Regions from separate parts of the Mus musculus genome. Here region 1 is linked to region 2. A link is a loop called in an ENCODE intact Hi-C map of the cell type or tissue named here. Cell type or tissue: left cerebral cortex. All regions are shown on one strand. Each heading gives the region's core, and the rest is flanking DNA. Links, peaks and the distances in the headings are about the cores only.

The links. A loop is a pair of places that touch in the nucleus more often than their neighbours do. Peaks named below come from ENCODE experiments on the same cell type or tissue, not always from the same donor. Only the 100,000 strongest peaks of a DNase experiment are listed, where the experiment ranks them.
Region 1: a loop joins it to region 2, with 5 times the contacts of the local background. A loop is called at or near these places in 12 of 42 quality-filtered maps.

What each region holds. Positions count from the first base shown.
Region 1 is chr12:105,069,958-105,077,543 of GRCm38, forward strand. All of the region lies in intron 2 of Gm31829 (a long non-coding RNA gene), which reads right to left. Among named protein-coding and RNA genes, the nearest start is that of Gm31884, 26 kb to the left of the region's middle. In left cerebral cortex, for the core only: a CTCF peak has its summit at 3,899; a DNase peak (open chromatin) is centred at 3,903.
Region 2 is chr12:105,423,836-105,431,421 of GRCm38, forward strand. No RefSeq gene overlaps it. Among named protein-coding and RNA genes, the nearest start is that of Gm46376, 24 kb to the left of the region's middle. In left cerebral cortex, for the core only: a CTCF peak has its summit at 3,778 (motif pointing left); DNase peaks (open chromatin) are centred at 2,904 and 3,735.

The DNA.
Region 1 (7,586 bases), core at 1,053-6,052, 350 kb before region 2:
CTGGGTGTGCCACAGATGCACCAGGCCATGGCCCGACTGTGCCATGAGGAGCAGGTGAAGTGGAACTTGTACAAAGCTGACCACAGAATGGACGATCAATATGGGGTCGCTTCTCCCTGTTCTTCCTGTCCTCTATGGTCAGCCTCTGTTCCAAGCTTTCCAACTACACAGGTGAAATCATGCCTTCCCAGGTGATTTCCTAGACAGCCCTACATACGTGACAAGCAAGCCACCTCGGACTGTGAGAGCCATGACTTTGTCACTCCTGCTGCCCGTCAGTCCGCACAAAGCTCTTCACGTCTGCTGTCCTGTTTGGCCTTTACAACTGGAAGAGGTGTCTATCCAGGAACCATGCCTTAGGTTGCATTGTTTATTTACTGTATTGGTTAGCTACCGCCGTGTAACAAGTTAGCCACCAAATATAGTGGCTTTAAACAGCAAGAAACACTTTAAGTACCACTCACAGTTTTGGGGGTCAGAAATTTATAAGTGCTTGGTGATTTCTTAGGAGGTTGCTATAGTTACCTGAATGCTTGCCTGGTAGTGAACACGTAGGACTAGATAATCATGTCTGTACATTAGTGCAAATCTTGGCCTCTCTTTACACGAGTGTATTAGTCGCTTTTCTCACTGGCCAGTGTGGCAGAGAGTGAGAGAAAGGAAGGACAGCTCCCAGGGGTTCATCTTAGAGGCAGAGGATGGAGCCCACTGAAGAGTATGAGGGAAGACTGTCTTGATTTCCCTCATGTCAGAACGGGTCTTGGAAGTGTAAGCTCACTAAGCCCCTCCCCCTCTAAGCAGCCTTGGTCACAGTGTTTTTTACAGCAACAGGAAGGAAACGGGAACAATTTAACTCCACAAAAAAAACTCTACAAATACACTCCACAGCCACTGCGCTGCTGCTCAGTTTCACAGTCCTTGAGGTTCCTATCTTCCCAGGTCCTGGTCAACACGTTTTTCTTTTCTTTGTAGTAGCCATCCAGGCCTGCCCACAACTTGCCTGAAAGCACACCCAATAGCGGTAAACTTCACCCCATACCCTGCGCTCCATTTCTGGCCCCACAACTCTGACTGTTTTCTGGAGTGCTACCAGACACAGGCACATCAGGTAAGCCCCCAGACCCCTACCTGCCAATTCCCCCAAAAGCACCCCCAACAGCAGCAAACTGCACCCCATACCCTGCGCTCCATTTTCTACCCCACAACTCTCTGCATTCCCAGAGGCCTGCAGTCATCAAGGACAACTAGGCCCTAGCCAGCCATATTCCCATAAACACACCCACTAAGCTCCAATTTCCAACCTACCACCTGGCTTGTTTTCCTGAGGCACCAGGGACCCCAGAGGTAAAGGTCACACTCAGGGGCCATGCAGGCTACAACAGAGGAGATCTGGACCTGAACACTAGCTAGTCACTAGAACTCCAGGCCACTCGGGCCAGTAGACAGAGAGGAAACAGAAACCCAGGGGGAAAAAAAATCCAAAGACCACACACCCAACAAAGATAAACTCGGAAATCTGCATCTAAACCTATAACAACTGCAAAACTCAGATGCAAAGGCCAGTGTAAAAACACAACAGCCAGGGCAATATGGGGCCATCAGAGCCCTGCTATCCTACTGCAGCAAGCCCCGTATATCCTGACAGATCTGAAGCACAAGAAAATGACCTTAAACGCAGTCTTATGAAGAGTAGAGGCCTTTAAAGAGGAAATGAATAAATCCCTTGGAGAGATACAGAAATAAAATCAAACAGGTGAAGGAATTGAATGAAACTGTTCACTACCCGAAAATGGAAATGGAAGCAATAAAGAAAACATCAACTGGGGGAATCCTGGAGATGGAAAACCTTAGGGAAGAGAACATTAACCACAGATGCAAGCATCGCCAACCGAATACAAGAGATGGAAGAGAGATCCTCTGGGGTAGAAGATACAATGGAAGAAATTGATACATCGGTCAACAAAGTGCAAAACCTAAAAAGTAGTTCCTGACCCAAAACATCCAGGAAATCTGGGACACTGTGGGAAGACCCAATCTAAGAATAATAGGAATAGAAGAAGACTCCCAGCTAAAAGGTCCAGGGAATATTTTCAACAAAAACATAGAAGAAAATTTCCCCTAACCTAAATAAAGAGAAATATAGAAGAAGCTTACAGAGCACCAAATAGATTGGACCACACCCACCACATAATAATCAAAACACTGAATGTACACAGCAACAACAACAGCAGCAACAACAAAAAGAATATTAAAAGCCCCAGGAGAAAAGGCCAAGCAACATATAAAGACAGACCTATCAGAATTACACCTAGCTTCTCAATAGAGACTCTAAAAGCCCAGAAAGGTCTGGGAAGATGTTTTGCAGACCCTAAGAGACCACAGATGTCAGCCCAGACTACTAAACGACTAAACCCAGTAAAACTTTCAATCACCATAAATGGAGAAAAGAAGATATTCTATGACAAAACCAACCTTAGACAATATCTATGCACAAATCCAGCCCTACAGAAGATACTAGGAAGGAAAACTCTGACACAAGGAGGGTAACTACACCCAAGAAAACACAGGAAATAAATAATTCCACACCAGCAAAACCAAAAGATGGGAGGCACACACACACACACACACACACACACATACACACACTACTACTACTACTACTACTACTACTACTACCACCACCACCACCACCACCACCACCACCACCACCACCACCACCATTAAAATAACAGGAAATAACAATTACTGCTCAGTACTATCTCTCAACATCAATGGTCTCAAACCCCACCCCCACCCCCTGCCAAAAGAAACAGGCTAATAGACTGGATGCAAAAACAGGATCCATCATCCTGCTGCATACAAGAAGCACACCTCAGTACCAAAGATAGACATTTCCTCAAAGTAAAGGGCTGAAAGATTTTCCAAGCAAATGGGTCCAAGAGGCAAGCTGGAGTAGCCATTCTAAAGTCTAATAAAATAGACTTTCAACCAAAATTAATCAAAAGTGAAACCTCCAGTAGCCATCTGGATAGGCAGGGAGTGGTCTCTCTTTATAGCTTTGACCTGAGTTTTCCAAACTGTTACAGAGGCTGAGATGGTTTTTCTTTTTTGGTTCCTTCCCTGTGTTATTATTTTTTGTTTGTTTGTTTTGTTTTTGGAGATAGGGTTTCTCTGTGTAGCCCTGGCTGACCTGGAACTCACTTTGTAGACCAGGCTGACCTCGAACTCAGAAATCCACCTGCCTCTGCCTCCCGAGTGCTGGGATTAAAGGTGTGTGCCACCACGTCCGGCCCTTGTGTTATTCTTGAAATAGAGAAAAAAAATAAATCAACATTTTCAAATCATTTGCTATCTATCTATCTATCTATCTATCTATCTATCTATCTATCTATGTATCTATCTATCATCTTCTCTCTATCTGCTTGACTTTGAGACAGGGTCTCCTGTAGCCCAGGCTGGTCTCCAACTCCTTATCTTCCTGTCCCCAGTTCTCGAGTGCTGCAGTTATAGCATATGCAACCATACCCAGCTAATTTTGCTCATTTTTCTTCTCAGTAATCCGCCTTTCTGCTGTTGTTAAACTTTCTGCATTCTTAAACGACTAAAAACCAAAAGACAAATGATACTTTTATACTTCGTGAGCTGGGAAAATTGTCTACCAATTCAAATCTCAATGTGTAAATGAAACTTTATCAGAGCACAGCTACAGTCGTCCATTTGTATTTCAGCTTTGCATTGCAACGCCAGATTTGAGCAGTTGAAACAGACACCAGGTGTTCTGCAAAGCTCGGAGCTCCTGTTATTTCGTGTTTTATAGAAGAGTTGGATAAAATTAGGGATCTAGATAGAGGAAAGCCTTCGAGGACCACAAGGAGTTGTAGTTGCTAGGACAGTACACTAGGGGACAGAAGAGAGCAGATAGCTCAGTGCTTTCTCACTGGATAGCCCAGAGTCCAAAGGCTCTGGAGCTCGGACCCTACCAGGGACTCCACAGCTCTTGGCTGGGGATAGTAGCCGCTAGCACGCGTGAGGCTGAGCTGCTGAGAGCAGAGTCCCCCAGCCTCCCTGCCCTCTGTCTCCCGGTCTCTTTTCTACACAGCTGTACACTGCCTTTTCTAAGGTGCAGCTTAGGAGGCCGAGGTAGGAAGATCAGGTGGCTAAGGTCATCGTCAACGTCCTATCGAGTTCCAGGCCAGCCTTGTATACAGGAGACCCTATTTAAAATAAACAGTGAAGGCACTTAAAAATCTTCCTTGGGGCTCCCTGCGGCCCTCACAGGTTAGAGTCACAGCCTAGCCCGTCCCAAAGGCTGGGCTCTCCTCTTTACTTTTCTGTCCCTCACTTCTCGGCCCCGTTAGAGCCCCAGACCTCAGCAACACATTTACCAGCCCCTTTCCCTGGTGGCCCTTTCTGGCCGTCTTGGGCCTTTCCCCTGCTGTCCCGGGTATGTTCCCACTCTCCCTCCTTTTTACCCAGATAATCGCCCATCCTTCTAGGCTCACCTTGGGTCCCGCTTCCTGCAGGTTTGTAGAGCAGAATTGGTTCCCAGGGACAGCTGGGTGATCTCACACAGTTAAGGTCAGCATCCGAATCTCTCCCACTTTCTGCCCACATGTGGCTCTCTGACAGGTACTGGTCCCACAGGGACCCAGTCACTGCACTTCATGGCACCCTCTATTGCTGAACGAGGCAGTATTAATGTCCTGTGCACAAGGGCTGGTCCCCTGCTTAGGATGCACACTACACTAGAGAGACCTCCTCTCCACCATGTCCCCTTGGGCTAGAGTCCACCAACTTGGGCTGAATGAACTGGCCTGGGCATCTAGTAAAGTGGATCTGAGGCTGAGCCTGCTGGGCGGTAGCTGAATGGGGACGTCTCTAACCAGCCTTTGAAACGGAGAGACCGTGATGTTGGGGTGAGACTTCTTGTTCATTCGCTCATCTATTAACATTCGCTATGAGCCTGGTTTTTATACTGGCGTTCGGGTTCAATAATTGCTGAAGGAAGACCCCAGATTCAAATCGTATGCAAAGGCAAAGAGCGTTTATTCTGCAGAAGTTACCAGCGTGTGCAGGTCAACCATTAGAATGGCGACCTTAGACAAGTCTTTTTATAGGTGACTTGGGGAGTTTTAAGTAAGGTTAGGTGGGTGCTAGGGATGCTCCATGGGTTGGTTCTGACTAGAGTGTGTCTAGGTGGTCAGTGGGTTGTATTCCGGTGTCATGAACATTAAACCACAGATTGAAATACCCAAACACCATCTAAGGCTGCCCCACAAAGACGGCCCATCTGAGATAAGATATTTCCCCCATCCTTGTGGTTAACTCCAGGCTGTTCTTTGGATGTGGGGAGCGGGGAGGTGTTTAATGGCCTTGTAGATTCCCAAGGTCTTGAGACATCTCACAGGTCTGTTGGGGACCCTGAATTAAGGAGACCCTTAGCTTGTGACAATATTTGGGGGATCACTTGCTTTCTCTGAGCCTCAGCAGCCTCATCTAGGAAATGAGGCTGAGACTGGACCTCTGTGACCTCCTGGGGATGCTAGACTTATTGGCCATAGGAAAAGCTACCTCCCGGTCTCTCTACAGTGTTCTTCTCTATGGTGAGGGAGCACCGGAGGGCACAGACACCAGATGGCTAAAATTCAGCCCATCTTCTGGAGCCTTGTAGATAAAAGCATTCTCCTCAGCCAACCCCCGCCCCCACGCACCATGCCAGCCCCTCCTTCTTGCCTCCAGCCCCTTGTCTGTCTGAGGTCTAAGCACCAGCCACACCGCCTGTGCTGGAAGTCTTGCAAACTCATAGCGGAATTAGCTGGAGAAATTAATGGCTAAGCAAACAGATTTCTCTTGTCAGATGCAATTTATAAATATCAGTTACACAGGAAGTCAATTAAAACTTCCCCTGCAGACTGAAGCCCCCCCCCCCACGCCCCACTTCTTCCCACATCCCGAATGTCATTCTTTATAAGAAGCCATAGGCTTCCAGGACCAAAACTTTGCAAATTCCCCCTCCCTCCCATTAATTAGATATCATCTGGGTTTGGTAGAAATCTCATTAAATGTCAGGGTCTTGCTGTCGAGACATTTTCCCTAAGAAATAAATAAGACCTGGTTCTCACTTCCTTTGTTCCCTCACTTATTCATCCAACAAAGAGATACAATCGGCTCTTTTTTTGGTTGCTCTTGACGGTTCTCCACTGAGCCTGCTGCTGTTGTAGCTGTCTCCTCCATTTTTTTATCCCTGTTTTCTTCTTTTTCTTGACAGCATTTATCCTCATCCTAGCATATAAAACAGTAGCTTTTTATATTTTTTATTTATGTTGTGTTTTCCAGCTTCACACACACACACACACACACACACACACACACACACACACACACACCAGCACAGGAATCTGTAGCTGCTTTAGTCCCAGCCTATCGCTCCTGTTCCCGAAGGCCCTTGGAAAGTCCCTGGCAAATAGCTGACAAATCAATTGTTTTCAGTGTGAAGGACAAGCTAAGGACTTGCCAGAGAAGCCCTGAGAAGTCGATGTAAGATGGAGCAGGCAGAGATGCCTGCCCAGTGGGAGGAAAAAGCCAAGAGCCCTGTGTGCGAGGCTCGTCACTGAATATTCCCAATGGCTCTACAAATTAAAGTTGTTTATCTGTATATAGCAGAATGTCTGCCCAGAGAGGTCAAGCCATTTGCCTAAGGCCACGTAGCTGGTGAATTCCAACCCAGGGCTCACTTGAAGGTGGAGTCCTCTCAACTTGCAAAACAAAAAGGACAAGTGTTCTAGGAATCTAGGAAGATAGTCTGGAAGATGGGGCAAGATCTGCACATACAGGGCTGGGCTACAGGATCTTTCACTTACTGTGAAAGGAGTGAGCTGTTGGCAGAGAGAGGCACCTTCTGAGGCCTGGGACAGAGGAAGACCCAGAGTGGTCAAAAGTGGTGCAGGACAGAGCAGGGAGAGACGCCGGCTGAGACTCAGTCTGAGAGTGAAGACTTGCTTTCAATGACATGACATGGAAAGGCATGCTGTGCTCTAGGGAGGCCTTTAAAATAGGCAGGAACCGGCATTTCTGTTTTGTCTTCACTCAAATAAGGCTGATCTGAGATGTCCTGAAAGGAAGCAGACTTGCTTTAGTTCTGGGCCAAAGAGGATGTGTGTGTGTGTGTGTGTGTGTGTGTGTGTGTATACACATAGATAGATAGATAGATAGATAGATAGATAGATAGATAGATACATACATACATACATACATACATACATACATACATAGATACATAGATAATAGATAGATAGATAGATAGATAGATAGATAGATAGATAGATAGATAGCACATGCAGATTAAAACCCAGTCTCTGCCAACAAAACAAAATAACAAAGACCTCTGAATACAATGAGGCTCTGCAGAGCCAGGCATTTCCTGTCTATTGTGTATTTAAATACTTCCCAGGTGGAAGATTGGTTGGTTTTGTTTGTTTGTTTTGTTTTGTTGATACAAAGTCTCACTGGCAACTGGTCTTAGGCCAGGCTGGCCTGGAACTCAAGAAGATCCATCCTTGCCTCTGCCCGGCAGAATGCTGGGATTA
Region 2 (7,586 bases), core at 781-5,780:
GGACAGCAGACAGCAGGTGGCTGGAGAAGTGGCTGAAAGCTCACCTCTCAAACCACAAACAGGAAGTAGAGAGCCCACACTGGGAAAGATGCATGAAACCTCAACATGCCCCACCCCCCAAGTTACATATTTCCTCCTGCAAGCCACACCTCCTGAACTTGCCCAAACAGTGTCACTAATGGGAGACCAACATTCGAATGCTCCTTCACGTGACCACACCTTCCTCCCTCGCTTCCGTACAGGTGTATCCTCCACGAAGAATCTCCAGTAAGGCTTCCATTTACAGCTGTCCTTCCCAGTGTGTTCCCGTTGAATGCAAGCAAACACAGATCTTGGCTGTTCATACCTGCACATCAGTCACACAAGCCACACACTTGCAGGCTGAGTTTGCTGTGACAGCATGTACTAATTATCTTACTGAAACAGACAACCAGACTGGATGTGGAGCCTTGCTCTCCTCATGGTCAAGTGAAAAGCACTTCAGACAGAGATATGTTAATTCATGTTGTTGTGAACTAGCAGCACATAGTGGAACTGTTGCCATGGCTACTCAAGAGATGGACCACATCCTTGTGGAAATGGCATGTCTAGGGCAGGTCTTGGAAACCTATTGTTGGTGGGTATCACTCTATGTGAGTGTGTGTGTGTGTGTGTGTGTGTGCACATATATGTGTGTGTGTGCATGTGTGTGCATGCATGTGTTTCTGCATGCATGTTTGTGCATGTATGTATATGTGTGCATATGTATGTGTAAGTGTGTGTGTATGTGTGTGTGCATGTGGGTATATGTGTATATATGTATGTATGTTTGTATGTATGTGTGTATATGTGTGTATTTGTGTGTTTATGAGTGTGTATATGTGTCTGTATGTGTGCGTATATGTGTCTGTATGTGTTATGTTTGTGTATATATATATGTATATATATATGTGTGTGTGTGTGTGTCTATATATGTGTGTATGTATGTGTAGGTATGTGAGTATGTGAGAGTGTGTTTATGTGTGCATATATGTGTATGTGTGTGTATGTGTGTGTATATGTGTGTGTATGTGTGTGTATGTGTGTATGTATATGTGTGTATGTAGACTAGAAGACAAATTCTGGTGACATTCATTAGGCATTACCCACCACTTTTGTCTGTTTGTCTCACTGACCTAGAACTCACCAATGAAGCTTGACTGTGGTGCCAACAAGCTCTAGGGATTCGCCTGTCTCTGCCTCCCAAGTGCTGGGAATACAGATGCACCCCACCATGCCCCAATTTTTTATTTGGGTTCTAGGGATCAAACCAGCAAATGGCATGAAGTGTGTCATCCTGGAGCTGGTCCATCCAAGTGGTCATGGCTAATCTCTGGCAAACATAAAACACACAAACATCCAGGTAACCAGGTCTCTCTCTCTCTCTCTCTCTCTCTCTCTCTCTCTCTCACACACACACACACACACACACACACAGCTTTTTCTTCTCATTTCCTGCTGTGTGGTCTTCCCTGATCTATCCTCTAGCACAAGTGTCCCCGAGATGTCCTGCAGGATTCGCCAGCATCCAGGAAGAACCTCTTTCATCCTCATCAGGGCTGGCCATCTGCTGCCTATTCTCCTAGACTCTACTGCTGTATACTGAGCCATTTCTTCCCAGGAACACTGCAGGCAAGGCACACACAGCATCATCTAGAAAGCACTTGAAAAGTCCTGGTCTCCCTGGGTTAGACCCTAAGGATACTCTTATAGACACAACAGTGGTACTTTCAAAACCATGGGATGAAAGGCTTAGTCACACAAGGGCCCTGGAAACAGTGGGTGACATGGTTGAAGGCTGGACTTCAATGAATCCTGAAAACAGATAAGTCCAGAGAGGCTTCCAGGAGGAGGTGACAGCTCAAATTCAACACAAAACAGGAAGTCCTGGGTTTCCTGAGGAGGAGATTGGTTGTGTCTGGTGCAGCAATCAGCACTCGGGAGAAGGAAGGCACACACAGGCAGAGTCCTGGCAAGAGGAGGCACCGTGTGAACATTCCAAGGAGGCAATGGTCCAGCCTTCACTAAAGCATCCATGCATAGGCAGATGGAGCTATGACATCCTGTGCCCTCATCTAGCCAAACGCAGACCTCACTCAGACCTCAGAGGGAAACTGAACTCACAGCCAGATGAGAGCCGGATCCGTGTTTTGTCCTTCCTACCAGGGGTCCACAAAAAGTGAGAGTTTACACTGTGACCAGTTAAACAACTCCTTTGCTCTGTTCCATGTTTTAATTGTAAAAGCAAGGCTGCTCCAGGGACCCCTCAATGGAGCCCAAACCCCACAATGCTGGAGCTACCCAGTCAAATATCACTGAGTGCTAGGAAGAAGAAGAAGAAGAAGAAGAAGAAGAAGAAGAAGAAGAAGAAGAAGAAGAAGAAGAAGAAGAAGAAGGAGGAGGAGGAGGAGGAGGAGGAGGAGGAGGAGGAGGAAGAGGAGGAGGAGGAGGAGGAGGAGGAGGAGGAGGAGGAGGAGGAGAAGAAGAAGAAGAAGAAGAAGAAGAAGAAGAAGAAGAAGAAGAAGAAGAAGAAGAAGAAGAAGAAGAAGAAGAAGAAGAAGAAGAAGAAGGTGGTAGTGGTGGTGGTGGTGGTGGTAGTAATAATGATGATGTTTGAATTTATTTTAATTTGCTGGCGGCACTGTCAGAGAAAAGGGTCCATAAGGAGGTGTCAGGAAGGAGCCAGATGGTGCTTAGACTTGTGAGAGGCGCAGGAGAGGAACCAGGCATTAGAATCCCTGGCCTCTGTAACCTGAAAGCCAGGTTGAGAGTCTTCTTAGAGCTCCTGGTACAGTAGGTTCTGAAGAGACAGTTGCTACGTGTGACTCAACTCACTCTGGCTCATAAGACAGAAGCCAGTTGCGCTTGGTGAAGTTCAGGCCACCGTCTCATTTCTAGCCTCATGACTCACGGCTCCTGGGAAATCAAGGGCTCAGCCTGCACCCTGCCTTCACTCACAGGCAGGGCCCTCTCAGGGAGAAGCTCACTGCATGCTTGTGGTGGAGCAGGGTCGAGAAGCTAGGCTAGTCCTCTTGTCTACACTGCTACACCCCACAGGACTATCACTTGGGGCTGTCGGCTGACTATCAGGACCAACATCTGCCAGCTGATAGAGCACCCACCTAGATAAAGCACTCTTGGGAGGCAGTGGACAAATCTGTAGGGATGGCAATGTAGTTGTCGTGGCCAGAGAGATCTGGGGACAGGGAAGACCCCCCCCCCATACACACACACACACACACACACACACACACACACACACACACACACACGAGCCTCAAAGCATAGCACTGAAGAGCACCTCCATCATGAAGCTGGGACCATCACAATAGAGAGAGCACTAAATACTTGGTAATTTTAAAAGGGCTTTCAACCACAGTAGCTCATATAGAGAGCCCCTGGGTGGCCCTGCTCCTCAGACGGCTGTTTCTATGGAAAGCTAATAGGAACATTCCGGGGCTTCCTCGGAGCCTTTCCTGTGAGAGGAAATTCACCATTTCTTAAAATTTATTTAGTTTGGGTTTGCCCCAGAGTGGAATTCCATCTCCTTTCAGAGCAGGCCCTGTAGACACCCCAAATCTCTCTCCACACTGTCCTCAGCAAAAGGACACCCTCCCTCCTCGCCCCTGCTCACACATTACCACACCTCCCCAGCCAGCCTGGAGCTCTTCCAACCGCAAAGCTCAGCTTGTTCAAACTAGGGAACTTCCGCAATTAGTAAGGACTATCTGTTAGGCACCAGAGCCACCTGCTGGCTAAAGCCTTGCCAAGCTTGCAGAAGGGGTCTTGTATGTCCAACCCTAGCCACGGCACACAACTCAGGAAGGCTACCAGTGCAGCCCAGTACAAAGCTGTCAACATCCCTTATGACGTGATGTTGTACATTTCTAGCGTGTGAACTTTGTGGATGACAGTGCCATGTCACAGTGTCAAAAAGCTAGACACTCAGGAAATGGGACAGTCCAGCATAAGCCACTTCTACTTCAAAGTGCATGCCTTCTAAAGCCATTTGGTCATAAATGCCAGCAGTTAACTGTGAAGGGAAGTGGTTAATTAGAATTAAGCTTCATCAGAAATCACAAGAGAGCTTGAGAGTTACGTGGAAACACGGAATGTTGAAAAAAGCAAGGGAAAATCAGCCAGAGATGCACTGTAGCTTCGTGCTTGAAAAGGAGTTATAGTCAAGGGATTTTTGTGCTACTATGAAGTTCAGGTATTGGGTGTGAGAGTTACAGAGATACTATAGTTTAAATGTGAAATGCTGGGGCTGGAGAGATGGCTCAGCGGTTAAGAGCACTGACTGTTCTTCCGAAGGTCCTGAGTTCAAATCCCAGCAACACATGGTGGCTCACACAGCCGTCCGTAATGAGATCTGATGCCTTCTTCTGGAGTGTCTAAAGACAGCTACAGTGTACTTACGTATAATAAGTAAATAAATCTTTTTTAAAAAATGTGAAATGCTGAGAGGCGTGGAGATGTCACATTGGAACATAGATGTAGACGCAACAAGAGGGAAGACACAGCACACACACACACACACACACACACACCCCTTCATGACTGTTATACTGGATCAGGATGGCAGGGCAGTGTGTGTGCAGAGATGCGTTAGGGTGGGCTCTCTAGGTGACGTGAGCGAGGGAGCAAACATAACACCAACACAAAAACATGGCTCTCACATCAACAGGAATAAGGGATCGCTTATTCTGGAGCCAAATATGAATGGCCATGGCCTTAAGAACACAGCCCTAGATAATTCAGATCCCATGGTCTGGCGTGAGTTTTTATCGTAAAGGAGCAAATGGAGCCATGAACCAAGCATTTGGTAGATACATGGGTACAGTCATCAGGTAAGCAAAATGGGAGCCAAGTCTCTGTTATAACCTCAGCTTCCGCCCACTGACAGTCTGAGCCTGTGGACTGGCGCAGGCAAGTGGCTTCCTAAGAGTACATTGCAAAGTTTTCGGGGTTTTTTTGTTTGTTTGTTTTTATTTTTATTTTTTTGTTTTTTCCTTCAATAGTCTTAGTGTGTTGGGTCAGACAGAGAGACACAGCAGGCTGGAGAATAAAGGCTTGCCCTGGGGGTGAGAAATAGTCCATGATAATCTGGTCTCTGGTCTACAGTGATTTAACTCTCCTTAACCATGAAGTTCATCATTTGGCTTTGCAAAATCTCTACCACAGGCGGGGTCCCAACCCACCCCAGTGGGGACTTCAGTTCTCAGAAGAATGCAATGGGATTGAAAGAGGCTGAGATTGGCTCTTCAGCTGTTCAGAGTTAAGGTCAAGGGTTTGGATCTCTCTGCCACCATACGCCCCAGCCATTGGATATGACAGTTTGGGAGACCTTACGATTTGAATGTAAAATATTCCCTGAGGGGATTTCTGCGACCCTTGTGGGCAGCAGAGAGATGAACTGTGGAAGGCAGGAGTGCAGTTCAGTGCAGACTCAGTAGCTGCTATCAGCTCAAACTTCAGGAGTCTCACACCAAGTTATTTTAGACGTACTTAAGCACAGCCTAGTTATTGAAATAATTTTATGTATAATCAAATATATGCTGATAAAATATTTTAAAAGCATGAGTTTGAATAATATCCTACTATGATTTGAATGTTTGGTGAGTCTCCCAAATATAAATATATACTGGAATTAAACTCCCTCTGTGAGCTACTCAGAGGAGGAGACACTGATCTGACTGTAGTGTTCAGACAAGGTGCTATTCCTTGGGTGACAGGAACAAACATATGCTCACCTCAGTGAGAAACAATAACAGACCAAAGTACACATATGCCACCAAAGTCCAACTTGGCAAACCAATGAATTTATTGGGGTTACTTACAGAAGCATAGACCATTGAAGGCTATTGCATCATCAAGGCTCACCCCAGTATCAGCTAGAACTCATGAAAGCTGGAACCCAGAGATCTCCACATGACTTGCAGGCAGCCTGACAGGTCCAAGAGTGCCCCCACTCCCACCCCAGCCATCCTTACTGCTGACGAAAGAAGAGCTGTGTGCATCTGTTAAGTTTTAGGGACTTTTTTGAGACTTTTGAGTTGTTTACTTCCAGAGTCTTAATGAGCTCCCTTTCCTGGGTCTTCACCAGGATGGAATGCTTCCAGTCAGAGAAAATTGCTACACAACAGCAGCATAGGGGGTGGATATTTGATTAGGGGAGGGATCAGGACAGAGTTCAATGATGAATGAGTGATGATCTAAGAAGACAGAGAGACTATGGGAGACATTCAGATACAAGTACACTCCTGGTCTCTTGCACATGCTGCCCAGAGCCACCTTGGGACCCTGCCAGCAACAAAGAAGCTACCACTGGCTGTGGCTCTTTGACTCTGGCTTAAACCTGTAAGCCAGAAGAGAGACCTTTCCTATTTTAGTGTACCAGACTGTGGTGCTGTGTTATCAGTCATAGACACTGGACAAAGGCAGACGCTATCTGAGCCGGTAACTTTCAAGTATATTATGACCTGAAGGTTTGTTCTTCTCCCACATTCTTAATTATAAACTTTTAAATGTGTCTTTAGTAACATGACAGTTTCCCATCCGAACTCATTCTCACCCTTCATTCCGACAAGCTTCATTTCACTGGGAACCTTTTGCATATCCAGGCCTATGAACGAAGCCACACCTTACGATGGATGCCGGAGAACTAGGCATCCCATTGCTGGTGTGTGGGACTTTTCTTGACGGTGGCATATACTTCATATGCCAGTGTCATGGAAGTGTTTGGAGAGCTATTGCTAAGTATGGCAAGTCCGGAACCTTGAATGTCTCCTCTTTGTATGTACAGAAAATTGATAGTCTAGACAAGAGCAATGAAGCTTCCGGCTCTTGTGTCTGTCTGATTCCAACCTACAGGACTATTAAGACATTTTCTAGCTGGGTGGCCTGTGCCCATCTTCCTCCACACACTCAAGAGCCTTCACATTCTTACTTAGCCTGTGATTCTGGACTCTTCTCCAACACCATGCACCATGCCCTTACGCAGTGTACAGGAGCCTGGAACAGTCTAGATCATGACACCTGCCTCCCCGACTGTGTCAGCTTGTGGGAGTGCCTCTGTCCTGCCCTCCTCTCTGTGGTGAGCTATAGCTGAGACCCAAACCCCTTCCTTAACAGACTTCTGACTTGGTCCTCATAGCATATCCCTTCCTTCTCCTATACCAACTACAGTCTTCCTGTAGGTGTGTGTGTGTGTGTGTGTGTGTGTGTGTGTGTGTACGTGCATGAGTGGGTCAGAGGTCAACATTGGGGGCCTTCCTTACTTTTTGAGACAGAGAATATGGTGGCTTGAATATGCTTGGCCAAGGGAGTGGCATTATTTGGAGACATGGGTTTGTTGGAGTAGGTGTGTCACTGTGGGCGTGGACTTTAAGACTCTCATCCTAGCTGCCTGCAAGCCAGTCTTCTCCTAGCAGCCTCCAGATGAAGATGTAGAACTCTCAGCTCCTCCTGCACCATGCCTACCTGGATGCTGCCATGTTCCCTCCTTAATGATAATGGACTGAACCTCTGAACCTGTAAGCCAGCCCCAATTAAATGCTGTTCTCATA